Linked DNA regions of Homo sapiens: region 2 is linked to region 1. A link is an interaction called in ENCODE POLR2A ChIA-PET data of the cell type or tissue named here. Cell type or tissue: PC-9. All regions are shown on one strand.

The links. Peaks named below come from ENCODE experiments on the same cell type or tissue, not always from the same donor. Only the 100,000 strongest peaks of a DNase experiment are listed, where the experiment ranks them.
Region 2: POLR2A ChIA-PET joins it to region 1 with 10 read pairs; 2 of 35 experiments call an interaction of 5 or more read pairs at or near these places.

The regions. Positions count from the first base shown.
Region 1 is chr2:46,850,852-46,858,851 of GRCh38, forward strand. It overlaps LINC01119 (long intergenic non-protein coding RNA 1119), which reads left to right. Exons shown (of 3, transcript NR_024452.1): 2 at 5,072-5,139; 3 at 7,235-8,000. It overlaps LOC107985880 (a long non-coding RNA gene), which reads right to left and starts at 2,675. Exons shown (of 2, transcript XR_001739449.2): 1 at 2,543-2,675. In PC-9, no CTCF peak of the experiment used is centred here; DNase peaks (open chromatin) are centred at 70, 4,510, 4,860, 5,150 and 1 weaker place; H3K27ac peaks cover 5,298 bases.
Region 2 is chr2:47,073,271-47,081,270 of GRCh38, forward strand. It overlaps TTC7A (tetratricopeptide repeat domain 7A), which reads left to right. Exons shown (of 20, transcript NM_020458.4): 20 at 432-2,853. The coding sequence ends at 653. Among named protein-coding and RNA genes, the nearest start is that of STPG4, 78 kb to the right of the region's middle. RefSeq lists enhancers at 6,694-7,471, 7,472-8,000. In PC-9, no CTCF peak of the experiment used is centred here; DNase peaks (open chromatin) are centred at 3,771, 4,161 and 5,911; H3K4me3 peaks cover 599 bases; H3K27ac peaks cover 5,436 bases.

The sequences.
Region 1 (8,000 bases):
CCACTGCCTGGCTCAGTCAGCCATGCTATCTTGGGACAGAAACCTTGACAGGAATCCCAGCTCTAGCCAAGGAAAACATGAGTCAGGCCTGGCTAAGCCAGGTGGCTTCCCTCTCTCCACCTTCCATCCCCACACCCCCAACTCCACAGCCAATGAGCTGTTTGGGTAACCCCAAGACCCCACTCCCACACAGCCTACGGCCAGCAAAGGCATGCAGGCAGGATTCTAGAACCTTGGCCCGGCTTTGGGTTGCTGCCTTTGAAAGTGTAGCAGGTGTGGGGCTCTAGCTCCGGCCCTCCTCAAAGGAGACAGGAGCATTCCCTGTGTCTTTCCGGCCTTCCACCTACCCTGGCCTTCTCTGCACAGGGTTCCCTTTTGGGGCACTGTGATTGTTCTCAAAGGCAGAGCCCACCCTGGCCAGGAGTGGCACAAGATTCTTATCCCACTTGTAGTAGAAGACTTTTCCTGATTCCTCTTCCCAGCCTATCCAGGGGCTTCCGTTCTCCTGCCGGTCTCACCTCAGGCTGAAATGTTGATATTTCCTCGTGTCTGGGGACACTGCTGCTGGACTTTGTGGAAAAACCTTTCCTGCCTTTGTGTGGCTTCTGTTTTGTTTGTTTGTTTATGTATTTATGTATTTATTTATTTTGAAACATAGTCTCACTCTGTCACCCAGGCTGGAGTGCAGTGGCGTGATCTCAGCTCACTGTAGCCTCCGCCTTTGGGTTGAAGCCGTTCTCCTGCCTCAGCCTCCCGAGTAGCTTGGGTTACAGGTACCCGCCACCACGCCCAGCTAATTTTTGTATTTATAGTAGAAATGGGGTTTCACCATGTTGGCCAGGCTGGTCTTGAACTCCTGACCTCAAGTGATCCACCCACCTCGGCCTGGGTGCTGGGATTACAGGCGTGAGCCACCGTGCCTGGCCAGGGCTTCTGTTTTAAAAGCTTCTCCACTCTCTCTTCTCCAGAGGAAGAGGTGCAGGGTCTCACACACAGGGACCTCAGAGTCCCTTGTTTTGTACACTGTAGAACAGCGTTGTCTAATAGAAATATACAGCAAGCCATAAATAAGTCACCCATGCAACCTAGTGTTTTCTAATCACCATATTTTGTAAGAAGTAAAAAAAAAAAAGTGAGATTCATTTTAATACTATATTTTATTTAATCCAATATATTTGTATTAACCCAAATGAATATTATCAAATCAATCATTTAATTCACATAAAAAATTACTAATGAGAAATTTCACATTGTTTTTCCATACTAAGTATATTGCTTCCTAGGGCTGCTGTAATTATCACAAACTGGGTGGCTTTAAACAACAGACATGTATTGTCCCGCAGTTCTGGAGGCCAAAAGTCAGAAATCACGGTGTCAACAGAGCCATGCTCCCTCTGAAGACTCCAGGGAACGTGAAAGCAAAGTAAAAACTTGGGAGCCCAGGCCGGGCATGGTGTCTCACGCCTGTAATCCCAACACTCTGGGAGGCCAAGGCAGGGGGATTGCTTGAGTTCAGGAGTTCACGACCAGCCTGGGGAACATAGCAAAACCCCGTCTCTACGAAAAATACAAAAATTAGCCAGGTGTGGTAGTATGCACCTGTGGTCCCAGTTACTCAGGAGGCTGAGGTGGGAGGATCACTCGAGCCCAGAAGGTTGACACTGCAGTGAGTTGAGATTGCACCACTGCACTCTAGCCAGGGTGACAGAGTGAGACCCTGAAAAAAAAAAAAAAAAAAGCAAGAAAGCAAGTAAGCAAGCAAGCAAGAAAGAATGAACAAACTTGGGACCCCAATTCACTCTGCCAAAGAAAAGAAAAACTTGGGACCCCAATTCACCCTGCTAAAAGAAAAACATATTAAGCTGAAAGCTGAGTCATAGAAGAAGCTGCCTTCTTTTTTTTTTTCCTGAGCAGATAGCTACAGATAAAAAGTAAAATATCTCCACAGTAGCTACTCTGTGTTCACCTTATCTAATGGTGAGCTTGAGAGGAATACATAATTGACCATTCCCCTACCTACTCCTTTTCTCTTGCAACACATGGATTCAGTTATGTGACCTCTTTTCCCTTGAGCCTGCTTTTCTCCTTTAAATATTGAGGCCCTCAGAATCATCCTTGGAGAAAGGCACCGACCTGTCTCCTAGGCATGTGTCCTTAACCTTGGCAAAATAAACCTCTGCATTGATTGATACCTGACTCAGGCACTTTTTGGTTTACGGGAAGCACCCCTCCGTGCCTCCTCCCAGCTTGGGTTGGTGCTGGCAATCCCTGGCTTTCCTTGGCTTGTAGCTGCATCATTCCCACCTCTGCCTTCATCACCACATGGCCTTCCTCCTCCCGCGTGTGTGTCTGTGTCTTTACATGGACTTAGAGAACGGTCATTGGATTTATAACCAGCCAAACCCAGTAAAATCTTATCTAATTACATCTGCAAAGACCCTATTTCCAAATAAAGTCACATGCTGAAGTTCCAGGTGGACAAGAGTTTTAGAGGGGCACTATTCGCCCAGTACAATGTTGGGGGCAGTGACCACTCACCCACCTGATATTTGGCTCCCAAGATCCTGTTCCTGTCGGCTGTTTTCTTTGTTGTCTTTGTTCTTTATTTTCATTCTGGCAGGCCTTGGGGTAGGATCAAAGGTAAAAAGAAGCAGGTGAGATTAATTTTAATAATATTGTTTATTTGACCCAATATATCCACAATATTATTTCAATGTGCAATCAGTACAGAGAATTATTAATGAGATATTCTTCATTTTTTTTCACATCAAGTCTTCAGAATTTTATATGTATTTCACATGTACACCACATGCCAGTTTAGACTGACCACATTTCAAGTGCTCGACAACCACATGGGGCCAGTGGCCACCATATTGGACAGCACAGCTCAGGAAGTTAAAAGAAAGGGGTGAGGCTTCTGACAAAGCCAAGGACCCCTCTGGGGAGGCCGGTGGATCCCAAGGAATGGTATTCACCTGATGGCCTCACCCCCTCTAGGTTCTCTCCTGATTATATTTCATCCGTGAGAGGTGGTCTCACGGTGATGAAGGGAGGAATTCATGCAACATTAGCTCACACTGTATCAAACCAGAAGGATGATACGGTTTGGCTGTGTCCCCACCCAAATCTCATCTTTAATTGTAACTTCCACAATTCCCGTGTGTTGCGGGAGGAACCTGGTAGGAGGTGATTGAATTATGGGGGCCGTTCTTTCCTGCCCTGTTCTCATGATAGTGAATGAATCTCACAAGATCTGATGGTTTTTAAAATGGGAGTTTCCCTGCACAAGCTCTCTTTGCCTGCTGCAATCCACATAAGATGTGACTTGCTCCTCCTTGCCTTCCACCATGATTGTGAGGCTTCCCCAGCTACGTGGAACTGTAAGTCCATTAAACCTCTTTCCTTTGTGAATTTCCTTTGTGAATACCCATTCTTGGGTATTTCTTTATCAGCAGTGTGAAAACGGACTAATACAGTGGCTTTGTTCATTCACAGGAAAAGTGGTGAGCAGCTGGCTGCTCTCTCGTCCCTACATGCAGTCCCTCCCTTTCCTGTAGGCACAATGCTTAAGGAGCCAGGCCTGGGCTTCTGGGCTCAGAACCAGAGCCTTTCCTTACTGAGTGCAAATGATTGAAAATCTCAGGCTACAAAAGTGGGAGGCATGCACCTCCCCAACAGAGACATGCCATTGCCAGTGGGGACACTGGAATCCCTTTCCCCAGGCAGTGTGGGATGGGTGTGGCCGTGTGCCTAGGACTGGCTCTTTTCTACTTCTCTGCTGCAGACCTGACCCCTTCTGACTGGCATCTTTTCCTTTAGATACGCAGGTCTCACTGGCCTGGGCCCCATTCTGTCTCTTTTTAGCATGGCTTGGCCTTTGTCTGCTTTGATTTCTATGTGTCAATTTTATGGTCAAACTCCCAAAAAGCAACCTCATTCCTCTAGGGAATGGGCTCCCTCAGTTTGCTCCCTTGAAATACCTGCGATTCTTTATTCTCCTGAACCCTGCTCTACAACCTCTGTATTTTTCTGAGAAAAATCAGAAATAACCAGAACCCAGACCTGGAAGCTAGACCCCAGACATAGGTCATCCACCTCTCGGGCTCTGGGGCCTGCTCAGGATGTGCATGCTGGGGAGTGGAGCACCCTCTCCATGGGCTGGCCTGTCCTCAGGCCCCACAACAGACAGTGGTCCTGAGCCGGGACAGCAGGATGACAAAGGCTCACATTTGCACTCTGGAGCAAAAACATCACCGGATGGAAATTGAAGTAGAGAGAAAAAGAATGAGTATAGGGGATGAGGAATCTCTGATGTTAACTCAGGGGTACCATCAGTCCCCTAAAGCTGCAAATAATGTGAATCAATCCCTCTCTCTCTCTCTGTCTCTCACTCACACACACACACACACACACACACACACACACACACACACACACACACACTTATCTTGAGAGCCTTCCAATTTTTTTCTGCAATGCACGGACCTCACAAAAAAATGACTCAGCCTTACATAAGAGACGGGAATTTGAGGGGGACCAGGAGTGTGATGACTCATTGCCTTGAAATTTCCAGTGGGATACACATGTTTTCTTAGATGATTTTTTAAACATTTATCTTTAATGATTGTCCAAAATAAATGGTTGGGGAGGCAGAATGGAGTGAGAATCCCACGTCAGGGCAGGAAAGAATAGTCATGATGAAGAGGAGGGGGCAGGAGGCTGAGGACAGGGCCCTTTCAGGTCAGGTCTCAGAATGTTCTGGTGAGAATCCAGAACTCTCCTCCCAGGACCTCAGGGCATTTCAGGAACTGTAATAATACAATCACTTCGTATAGCAAGAATCAGCCCCTGAGGTCTCCAGGAAGTACCTTGATTTGAAAGAGCTGTGACCAACCTCAGTGGCATGTCCAACTACCACGCTGCAGAAGTCTGTGAGGCCGTGGTCCTCAGCCCTTTGCACAGATTAAAACCCCAATCCCAGCCGCACCCCAGACCAATCAATCAGGATCTCTGGAGATGGGGCCCAGGCATCTATATATATGTATATATATATATTTTTTTAATTCCTCAGATGATTCCAATGTACAGCCAATGATGAGCAGCTGCTGGGCTGAAGGGACTGGGGCCATTTTATACCAGGTGAGTAATTCAAGGTGTTGATGTCACCCTGCTCCTTAGAGGACTATTAGCCAATCCCTTGAGTTTCAGATACAACCAGTTATCCCTCTCCAGGGAGCTTGAAATTTTTTTCTCCCTTTTCTGTTATTGGCAAAAAGCAAATCCCTGCATGGAAGCCTGGTGTCTACATAGAGCTGACAAGGGGGCAGCTTGGGGAAGGTGGGCTAGGCTTTGGGAGCGAGTGGGCCCCTCCAAGGAGAAGGCCCTTGGATTCATCTACAGGAAGCCCAGAGTTCTCTGACACCAACCCAACTCTCCCACACCATGCCCTGCCTAGAGGCCCAAGGACTCCAGCAGGATCGTACCAGTGATCCACTGTCAGGGCAGTCCAGCCTATGCCATCCATGGCTCCGCTGGCAACAGGATAAAGTCAAGGGCTTCATGCTGGCACTTAAGGTTATACCCAATCTTCCTTCAACTTTCCTCTCTCCCCAATGCACATGGACCCTGCCCCACCAGGCTGCCCCCCTCCCTGCCCCAAATGCCCAGCAGGTTCCTACTTTCAGACTTTAGTCACACCCAACATTCTCTGGTTTACCAATGTACAAAGGTCTTCATGCATCTCCTGTGGAATGCAAATCCCCCTGGCAAGAAAACCCTCGTGTCAGCCCATACCTCGGGGGGATCTACTGGAGACTGGGTGGAGGTGCAGAGAACAGGTCCTGGGCCCCAAGGGGAGGTGAGAGAAGGAGGCTGAAAGCATCCTGGACACAATTCATCCCCGCGGCCTCAGCCTCACCCCCAGACTCCTGGAGCCTGGGCCTGACTTCTGTGTGTGGCCGCTTGATGCCTGGCACTACCTGTCCCATTACCTGCTGACCTCCACAGGCACGTTCTGCCCTCCTCACCTTTGTGTGAGAACTTAGCCTCCCCTCCAAGAGCTGCCGAAAGGGGGCTGGTAACTGGGCCATATCTGTCCACACTGTCACATACTGACTTTATGTCTGAAGGAAGGGGGTTTCATCTCCCTGAGCCTCCACTTCTTCCACTATAAAACAGAAAAACAGAATTGTAAAAGCACTAGCCGCAGAGATTTGCAGGATGAGGGTGGCCTCATTAATCCAACACTCTAGTTAACTCTCATATCTATGTCAACAATTTTCAAAGGATTATTATAAAGCAAGGACCATCTTTGATAATCGTGATCAAAGATTTCTAGGATCTTAGGGCAATGTTTCTTAAAGTCTATTCCATGGCTCTTGAGCTTTGTGAGATGTTAATTGGTGTTTTATATACATTAAAACTAATAAGTTTGGGAAATATTGGATTTTAAAAGTGAATATATTTAACTTTGGGAGGCCAAAACAGGCAGATCACTTGAGGCCAGGAGTTCGAGACCAGCTTAGCCAACATGGCAAAACCCCGTCTCCTTTAAAAACACAAAAATTGGCCGGGTACAGTGGCTCACACCTATAATCCCAGCACTTTGGGAGGCTGAAGCAGGTGAATCACATGAGGTCAGGAGTTCAAGACCAGCCTGGGAAACGTAGTGAAACCCTGCCTCTTCTAAAAATACAAAAATTAGCTGGGTGTAGTAGTGCATGCCTGTAATCCCAGCTACTCAGGAGGCTGAGACAGAAGAATCGCTTGAATCCAAGAGGCAGATGTTGCAGTGAGCCAAGATTGCACCACTGTACTCCAGCCTGAGCAACAGAACGAGACTCTGTCTCAAAAACAAAAATTAGCTGAGTGTGGTGGCGCATGCCTGTAATCCCAGCTACTCAGGAGACTGAGGTGGGAGAATTGGTTGAACCGGAGGTAGAGGTTGCAGTAAGCTGAGATCGCACCATTGTACTCCAGCCTGGGTGACAGAGTGAGACTCTGTCTCAAAAAAAAAAAAAAAAAAAAAGAATATGTTTATACATGATTCTGAGACTTCACTAAATGCATTAATGGTGGGTAAAGTGTTTTCCAAACTTCCTTGACCACTCAACACCTTTTTAGGGGAGGATACCACGTGACTGGTGTTTGTGCCAGACTTTGGGGAATTCCGCCTTTGTCAGGCTCAACACAACAAGGGTTTTCATTGCTCACTGTCTTGTTACATGAGTTGTAGGATGTTACACAGAAATGCCTGAAAAGCAAGGAGCAGCTATCAGAATGTTTGGTGACACAGCTCCTCCTGTCGTGGTTCCTTCGGCATGGACTTCACATTCAGCAGATCCATGAGGTGTTCCCTTTCGGATGAGCTCCAAGGTCTTAAGAGAGCATCTCTAGTCTGCGTGAGTCCGTCTGAACGACGGTCCTGAGCAAGAACCACCTATAACCATCTGCTCAAAATAACTCAGGGGAAGTCAAAGCTTTCTATGTGGAAGGTGACTGAAACCACATACACAGACCACTGCAGCATTCCTGACATTATGGAACTTGGAAATGATTCCAAACATGGCCATAGCTTGAGTAACATGTTTTGCTATGACAAGAACTTGGACTGTAGTCCTTCCCCCTCTCAAGAATGTGACATCACACCTTATCAGATCCTACGAGTGAGCTACTGACCTCAACCACTGAACTTCAAACTATGTAAAAACCTAAGGGTTCGACAGACACTTTGAGAGCTTGGGCTGTGGCAAGCTACACTCTGTCAGCCTCTCTTCGACAGGGCCCCACCCTGCTAGCCTTTGAACTTGGAAGCATCGCCCACAAACACCAGTGCCACCCTCTAGCCTTGAGGGACCATATATGTCTCTGTGAATCTCCGTTGCATTGGACAGCTTCTCTCCCAAGAGCTGCTCTTATAAAAGAGACACACCACATTTTAATGAGGCTTCGCTCTCCACAGAGGCCTGCTTCCATCCTAATTGAGCAAGTAGACTTTAGTA
Region 2 (8,000 bases), 220 kb after region 1:
CCAGACACTTCTCAGAGCTTTACACCTCCTGACTCCTTTCAACCTCACCGCGCTCTCGAGAGAGATGCTGTGATTTTTCCCATTTACAGATGAGGAAACTGAGGGCCAGAGAGCTGGGATTTGCCTAGGATCCCCCAAACAGTGTGACACAGCCAGGTCTGTTGACTTGAAAGCCAGTTCCTCGGGACCGGCAGGAACAGAGCTCCTGCAGTGGGTTTCCCAGGAGGCTGGGGTTAAAGCAGGGCTTGGGCAGGGCCAGGTAGGATTTGTATGGGGAAAGGCACAGTCACTTAACAGTGCCCAAGCCAGAGACGCGGGAATCCTCTCGAGCTGATGGCTGCTGCCACCCGTGCACCTGTGCTTGGCCCAGTTGCCAAGATGCCTGTGCCATGGGACACCCCTACTCACCCTGCCCTGTGCTTCGTCCACAGGGTCTGATGCTGAGTCGGCTGGGCCACAAGAGCTTGGCCCAGAAGGTGCTTCGTGATGCCGTGGAGAGGCAGAGTACGTGCCACGAGGCGTGGCAGGGCCTGGGCGAGGTGCTGCAGGCCCAGGGCCAGAACGAGGCTGCCGTTGACTGCTTCCTCACCGCCCTTGAGCTGGAGGCCAGCAGCCCTGTACTGCCCTTCTCCATCATCCCCAGAGAGCTCTGACGACGCTGCAGCCGCAGGGAGGGAGGGGCTGGCCAGAGGGAGAGGCAGCAGGGAACGTGGGTCAGGGTGGGGCAACAGTGGCATCAGGTGCGGGGCCTCAGGGAAATACATCTTTAGTGAACGCCTCTGCAGCTGCAGCCCTCGTTCTCTTGGCTGGGCCAAGAGGGCCTTCCTGGATTTCTTTGTTGGTGCCTTGGGAAACAGTCTGACTTGAACCCTAAGTGCCTTTGGAGAGTTTTGTGGTGACCAGACTTGCTCCCCAAGAGCTGGGCAGCGGGGAGCCTCACAGCTGTCCTTCACCCTCACCCATGCCTCTGGCTTGGAGTCTGGGTGGGGGGTTCTCACTCCCCACTCTCAGCACAGTACAGACTTCTGGATCTCTCTCAGGTCTTGCCCAGGGCGGTCACAATGTGAAGAAACTGCGGGCAAGTGGGAAGACTATGAGATTTCTGGGTTCCCTTCTCAGACTTGGAGTTAGTAGATGATTCCTGCATTGCCCCTGCTTGCCCTCTGAGACCAGCTGGGCCCCACCTTGCTCTTTCCCCCTGCTACCAAGTGCCTTTGGGGTCTGACCAGGGGTACTGAGCACCGGCCCTAACACTTCCATCTCCACCCACCCCATCTCCCTGGCGATGTGCTCCAGCCCAAGCAGCCTCCGTAGGCTTTAGATCCTGTGGTTGCTAGATCCAGTCCTTTCTAATACCCTGAGTCAACACATTACTCCTGCAGGTCTTAGGCTACAATGCAGGTCCCTTGAGGGCCACCAACATGGAGGTAGGCAGTTTCTAGGACTGTCCCCAGTACATCTCACCACCCACAGCCCTTTTTTTGCCTTGATTCGAGCCTCACCCTGGCCTTTTGGCTTCCCCTGCCTGAGAGAGACCTGAGGAGGGGACAGAGCCCAGCCCCTCTCCTGTGGCTGAGCAGGCCTCTGTGTCCATGACACCTGTCTTCCGGGCCTGGGGGCTGTGGGTGTATGTCCTCCCTACTGGCTTCCCCGGCCCCTGCTGCATGATGCTCTTGGAACTCTTCTCCAAGGAGTCAGTCCCCCAGGCCTATCAGGGGATCCTTTTGTATCTGCACTTTGGGTTTTAGTTTCAAAGCTCCATCAGGTACAGCTTGCATTTCAGGATGTGTGGAAAGCTCGGGTGAGGGCTGCCCTGGTTCATCATAGCTCCACCTTCCTCGGAAGGAGTGGGCTGTTGGAGACCCCCCATCCATGGCACACTAGCTCAGCACTGCATTTCCCGAGATGATTCCCAAGACAGCTGGTGCCTCCTGGCTTTCCTGTGCCAGGCCAAGGGGCACCACAGAGGACCCTGGATCCTTTGCCTCTTCTTGGTTGAAGGATCTCTATGTATGTGTGTATATAAATATAGTTTTTTATCTATATATATAAAATAGAGATCTATTTTTTTTCTGGAATTCTGTTAGAAAAGTAAAGAAAAAGCAAATGCTGTTGGTTTATCTCAGGGTGCCCAAAGTGGTTATAGTCAATTTTTGGTACTAGGAAAGGCACCCAATGCATTTCCTGACTTTTAAGCATTTCCTTGTTGGAAGCAGCAGAGGGCCAGGCCAAGTTGCTGACAGTGACTTTGCAGGTTGAATAAAGAAACCCTTGGAGGGGAAGCAGGCTTGTCTGAAGCAGCATGTATATTCACTGGGCATGTAGCTCCCACACCAGCCTTGAGCCAGGCCCTGGACAGGAGGGGCTGTTGCAGGATGAGGGAGGCCAGAGAAGGCATCGAAGCCAAGACCTGGGCCCACCTGGGGAGGGATGTGGGAAAGGAAGGATGGGAGGGAGGACCCTCTGGGAAAATGTGGATTTGAGCTGGTGAGAGTGTTGCTAAGGCTGGGCTAAAGCCTGGAGAGGGTAGGAGGAGGCAAGAGGGGTCCAGGCAGGGCTGATCCTGGCCTCTGACCTGTCCAGGGCGACCCCTGAAGCCCCTGCTGCCTCTGGGCATTGCTGGGAGAGGCCAAGGCAGGACTCACGTCTGAACAGAGATCCCCTCGGGCATTGCTGATGGGCCACCTTCAGCTGCAGGGAAGAAGCCTAGGAGAGGAGGCATGGGAGGGACCTGGGCCTTGTTCAGATTGGCCACCTCTGCTGAGAAGTCCATACCAGTACACCCCTAATAAGTTATGCCACATACCAACGTACTGTGGATATTATAACCTGCATTAAAACAACTCTAAAGAACGCTGCTCATTTACACAGAAGCTCTGTTTCTTCCTGTACCCCAGGGGGTCACCATAGCACCCCCAAGGCTGCAGCCACCTCATTTTGAAGACAGCTGCCCTGAGGCTTCCCCTCAAACCCAGGGCTGTTCTTGGCCGTCTGGACTCTTCCCTCTTGCCGCGCCTCCCGGCGGCCTGGCCTCCCCCAGTGCCCACCCTCCGCGCCACGCTCAGCCAGACATTGCTGTCCCCATAAGGAAGGGCTTTGCTTGCAGCCTTTGGGTGCCCAGCTTCTCTTGCTGTGGCCTTATTTTAAGGTAACACATTTACAAGCTTGAGTGATTGAACACTTGGTATCAAACTTCTTGTCATGTACCCTAACCCCCAGCTGATGGCCTCCTTGGGCGAGAAGTACAGGCCACCTTAGGTGGCAGGGGGTGTCTGCCAGCCTGGGGGAGAGGCTTAGAAACTCATCCTGCCGGGAGGGGAATGGAGGGAATGTGGAAGGAGGGAAGGCTCTGCCTTCCTCTTCTGACGGGAACAGGGTTTCCCAAGCTGACCTTAAGTTGGTCGAATGTTGGAGAGTCACGCAGCGGTGGAGACCTGCTCAGGGCCCCAGGCACTGCCTTACCCCATTTGCCCATCTGCAGGCCCTGTGCTCACAAAGAAACCCTCACTGGAGAGTGAGGCACCTGGCTCCTGTGTCTAAACACACCATGCTGGGACCAGGGTTAGAGTCTGGGGACAGACCTCAGACTGCCTCTCACCCCCTCAGACTTCCACCCACGTGCCACTTTCCAGGACACAGCTCCCACTTGTGCACTTACATATGAATAGTGTTTCCTGCAGGCACAAATATGAATGGCATTTCAGCCGCCACCACCCAGACTCCTTTCTGGTACCAAAGTGCTCATTGTTGCACTCCTATCCCCCACCCAGCACTCAGATGTCGTCACTGTGCAAATATTTCTTGGGCTTGGGAAGCCTCTGACTAACCAAACCTCCCCATCCGCCTAGACTTTGATGATGACCCACGGGCAGGGAGCCTCATGCCTAAGTGGCCTGTGAAACTGACCCATGAGGTACTGATCCAAAGGATCCTGAGAGGTCAGGGAGTTCCTGACTCGAAAGGATCCCCCCACCACCCGTCCCCTGCCAGAAACTTCTTAGAATTTTCATCAAGCTCTTTCAGTTGCAAAGAACAGAGACACCCTGAAGGTAACTCAAAAGATAAGAGGGAGCTCACTGGAGCCCTAGGGCAGGAAATGGAGTGCCCAGGCCTGGGGCCAAAGCAGCCACACACCGTGAAGGAGACAGCAGGGTGACACTGCAGTCACCAGTCTGAGCTTGAAGGTGCAGCTCTACCACTACGAGCTGTGTGGCCTTGAGCAAGTTTCTTAATCTCTCTTCAGCCGTTTCTTCATCTGTACAATAAGAATGGTGGTATAGTGCCTGCTCTGTGGATTATGATTAAGTGATCCTAGAACAGTGCCTGGCCCATAGTAATTGCTCAATACACATCAGCAATTATCACTCAATACACGTGAGCAATTATCTTCTCTGCCTTTGCTGGCTCCACCCTCCTCTTCCCGCTACTGACTTCACGGAGAGGTGCTGCTCCCCTAGAACCATATTCAACACTGCCCTGGCCCTCCAGCCCCACTCCTGACTGACCTACCACCTACAGCACTTTGGCCACTCCCCTCCTAATGGCTAAATCTTGAACGAGAGGATCTGATTGGTCCCACTCATATTTCCATGGGTCACTAGGCAGCCCGCAGACTGATTTTCCTTGGATAGGTGCCTTCTCTTGATCCAATCAGCTATGACCAGGAGCCATGGGCCTCAGGACACATACGGCTGCTTTTGCAGCTGGAGTGCTAAGTGGGCAATGCCCTGGGCCCTTCTGGTCCCCTGCCTGTGTCAGCCCATCACGCCATGCCATGTCCTTTCTGGGCAATGGGTACAATGCAGGTCCCTCTAGAGAGGGCAGACAACAGAACACAGCCCCTTAAACACCCTCCTTTCTCCTTCGCATCATCATCACCTTAGGGTCCATCCATGGAGGGGCTCCTGTCCTGCTTCTGGTCTTGGAATGAAGATGACAATGGGAATAGTAACATGCCTCCTGCACTGTACTGCTAATACGATGCTTCACTTACCAGTGAACTCTCTTCTAATCACTCCTTTGATTGGGAACCTCTCCAATCGACAACCTTGGGAGGTGGGTTTTGTCCCCAAGAAAGGTGAAGAGATCACGGGGCCTCCACTCTCAGTGACTTGGTACAGGGCAGGGCCTGGGAGCACAGGGCCTTGCCCTTGGAAGACACTGTGTAGTGCCGCCTCACCCATTCTGGGCAGAGGCAGGAGCCTCCCCAAATCGCCGGAGCAGAAGGACCCCTCTGGGATCCATGGAAATTCGCATCACCAGGAGTCCTCTACGGGAGTGCCCAGGAGAGGAAGATACATGGGTCCAGGGGCCTCTTGGGTGCCCGGAACCCCCACTTGCCAGCCCCGCCCCACCACCAGCTTCGCCCCACTGGCTGCAGAGGAATGACAGTGCTCTGCGATGCCTACTACCCCAGCTCCTCTGCAGTGGGAGTAGAGGACCCTTAAGCAGCGGTCACACAAGAGGCTGGACATTGCCCCAAATAGGGTGTTCAGAAGATGCCCGAAAGCATGGGCAGCCATGGGAACTGCGTTGGGTCGTGGGGCCCCACGATCCTAACCACTCGCTGATGGCATCGTGGCTGGGTTCCAGAACCAGTATGTCCCCCATGGGCTGGCCCACAGCCTCAGAGATGCTGACACCCCCACATAGGGGCCCCCAACACAGGTGGGGGCTGTCATTGTTCTCTTGTTCTTGTTCCCGCTCACCCTCAGTCTCTCACTCTCTTAACTGTCTCTGGAATTTGGCAAGAAGTCCTTGTGGACTTCTTTAAAAACACGTATCATTGTTTCTTGAACCATTTGAGAACAGGTTGCATAAATGGTGCCCTGTTCCCCTTAATACTTCAGTGTGTGTTTACCAAGAACAAAGGTCATCCCTGTATCTAACCACAGCAGAGTTAACAAATAGGACATTCAACACTGCCACTGTGCTCTTATCTAATCCACCACCCCTATTTCAGGTTAGGCACTAGTTTTCCTTAGAGTGTTCTTCTCCAGCTCAGGGTCACACCCTCCATTTTACAGCCAGCTCCTTCTGCTCCTCTAATCTGGAAGAGCTCCTCCTCCTCTCCCTTTGCCTTTTGTGATGCTGACATTGCCGAAGGCTGCAGTGGCCTGGCCTCTGCAGTGTGACAGTGAGGTAGGCAGAGGGAAGCGGGGGCGGGGGGGCAGCAGGGGGGGCCAGGGGGAGCAGAGGCTAGAAAGCAGCTGAAGCCAAGGGGCTGAGAGAATGGAGAATCATTGATTGGTAGGAGCTAGAAGATAAAAGCAAAACTGAAGGGCAGGTGAATCTCTGTGCAGGCAGAGCTCTGGAAACAAAAGAAATGGCCACCTACTTGCAAGGTGCATAGAGATGATGGAAACACTGGAGCTCCATTCCGTCCTGAATGAGCTTTCCAACTCCTGCGGCCTAACTGCGGGCAAGAGTCCCATCTGCCTCCTCTCCTTATACGGTGGCCCCCATGAAGACTGGAGGGACCCTGAGTGTGAGTGTGTCTGTTCCTGGCAGCCCTGCACATCCCCAGAGAGAGGCTCACTCTGCTTCCCTGCACCATCAGACAAGCGGAAGCGGGACATGTTGCAGAACTTCACCGATTGCTTTTGTCTGTGGCACCCACACCCACTCAGAGAGCACATGTGCCAAGCTGGGAATGGGGCAGGCATGGGAGACTTCCTGAAGAGCAGCAGCTCTGACCCCTGAGGTGGGGCCCATCCCCACGTGAAGGTCAGGAGCACAGACGGTCTCCCCAAGGGTGCACACAGCTGAGCAGTCTCCTGCCACCCTGACTGTGATCTCTCATTTCAGCCTGGGCCCAGAAGGAAGAGGCCATTGCAAGCTTCCTCTCTCTTGTCTGTGCCAGGCCTGAGCCATCTCAGGAGCACACAGCTCACTCCCCAGCCCCCACGCAAGGGCCAGGGCTCAGTGGCTGTAGTGGTGGCATCCTGCCCAGCACACACACTCCCCCCCTAAGAACACCCACGCCAAGGGTACAGGGCCTGGTGCAAGCTGGGCTGAGCCCACAGAGGCCCCTCCTGTCCTGGGGGAGCTAGGAGAAGGGCTGGGTGCTCTCTCCCATGCAGAGAACTTTCTGAGCTGGGAGCCCCACCCTTCTAGGTGCTTGTCTTCTTTCCTTTCTCTTCTTTCTTCCTTCCTTCCTTCCTTCCTTCACTTGTTTCTCTCCCTTTCCTTTCCTTCCCTTTCCTTTCTTCTCTCTCCCTCTCTTTCTTTCTTTCTTCTTTTTTTTTTTTTTGGAGACAGAGTCTCGCCCTGTCTCCCAGGCTGGAGTGCAATGGCGTGATCTCAGCTCATTGCAACCTCTACCTCCTGGGTTCAAGTGATTCTCCTGCCTCTGCCTCCCGAGTAGCTGGGAGCCACCCTCCACCATGCCTGGCTAATTTTTTGTATTTTTAGTAGAGACAGGATTTCACTATTTTGGCCAGGCTAGTCTCGAACTCCCGACCTCAAGTGATCCGCCGGCCTCAGCCTCCCAAAGTGTTGGGATTACAGGCATGAGCCACTGCACCCAGCCTTTCCTCTTTTCTTTTCCAGTCCATCAGGCCTCCTGTGGCCTCAAAGAGCCATGCCTCCCATGCCCACCCCACACCCTGCAAGACGCCTTTCCAGAATGCCCACTCCTTGCTTGTGCCTTGTCCTTTAAGATCCTTCCCACGCCTTCTAGAAGTCCTCTGCCAACTGCCTCCCACCTTACGGGGCCCTTATGCTTTGGCAGAACACCCAGAGGCCAGCACAGCCCTGTGGGTTCTGCTTCTTGGGTTGGACCCCCACATTCCACATACCCGGGCTCAGCCACACGTGTGGGTGCCCCCATGAATGGAACGCCAAGCTGGGTCCCAGGAGGCGCCCCTGTGGCTGGGAGGCTTGAGGTACAAATGTGGAGTGAGGCCGCCATGTCCCCACCCACAGGCTGACCTTGGCCTTCTCTCTCTGCCCAGATGGACTTGCCCAAGCCATGCACCATCCCAGCTCTGTACCCTGGT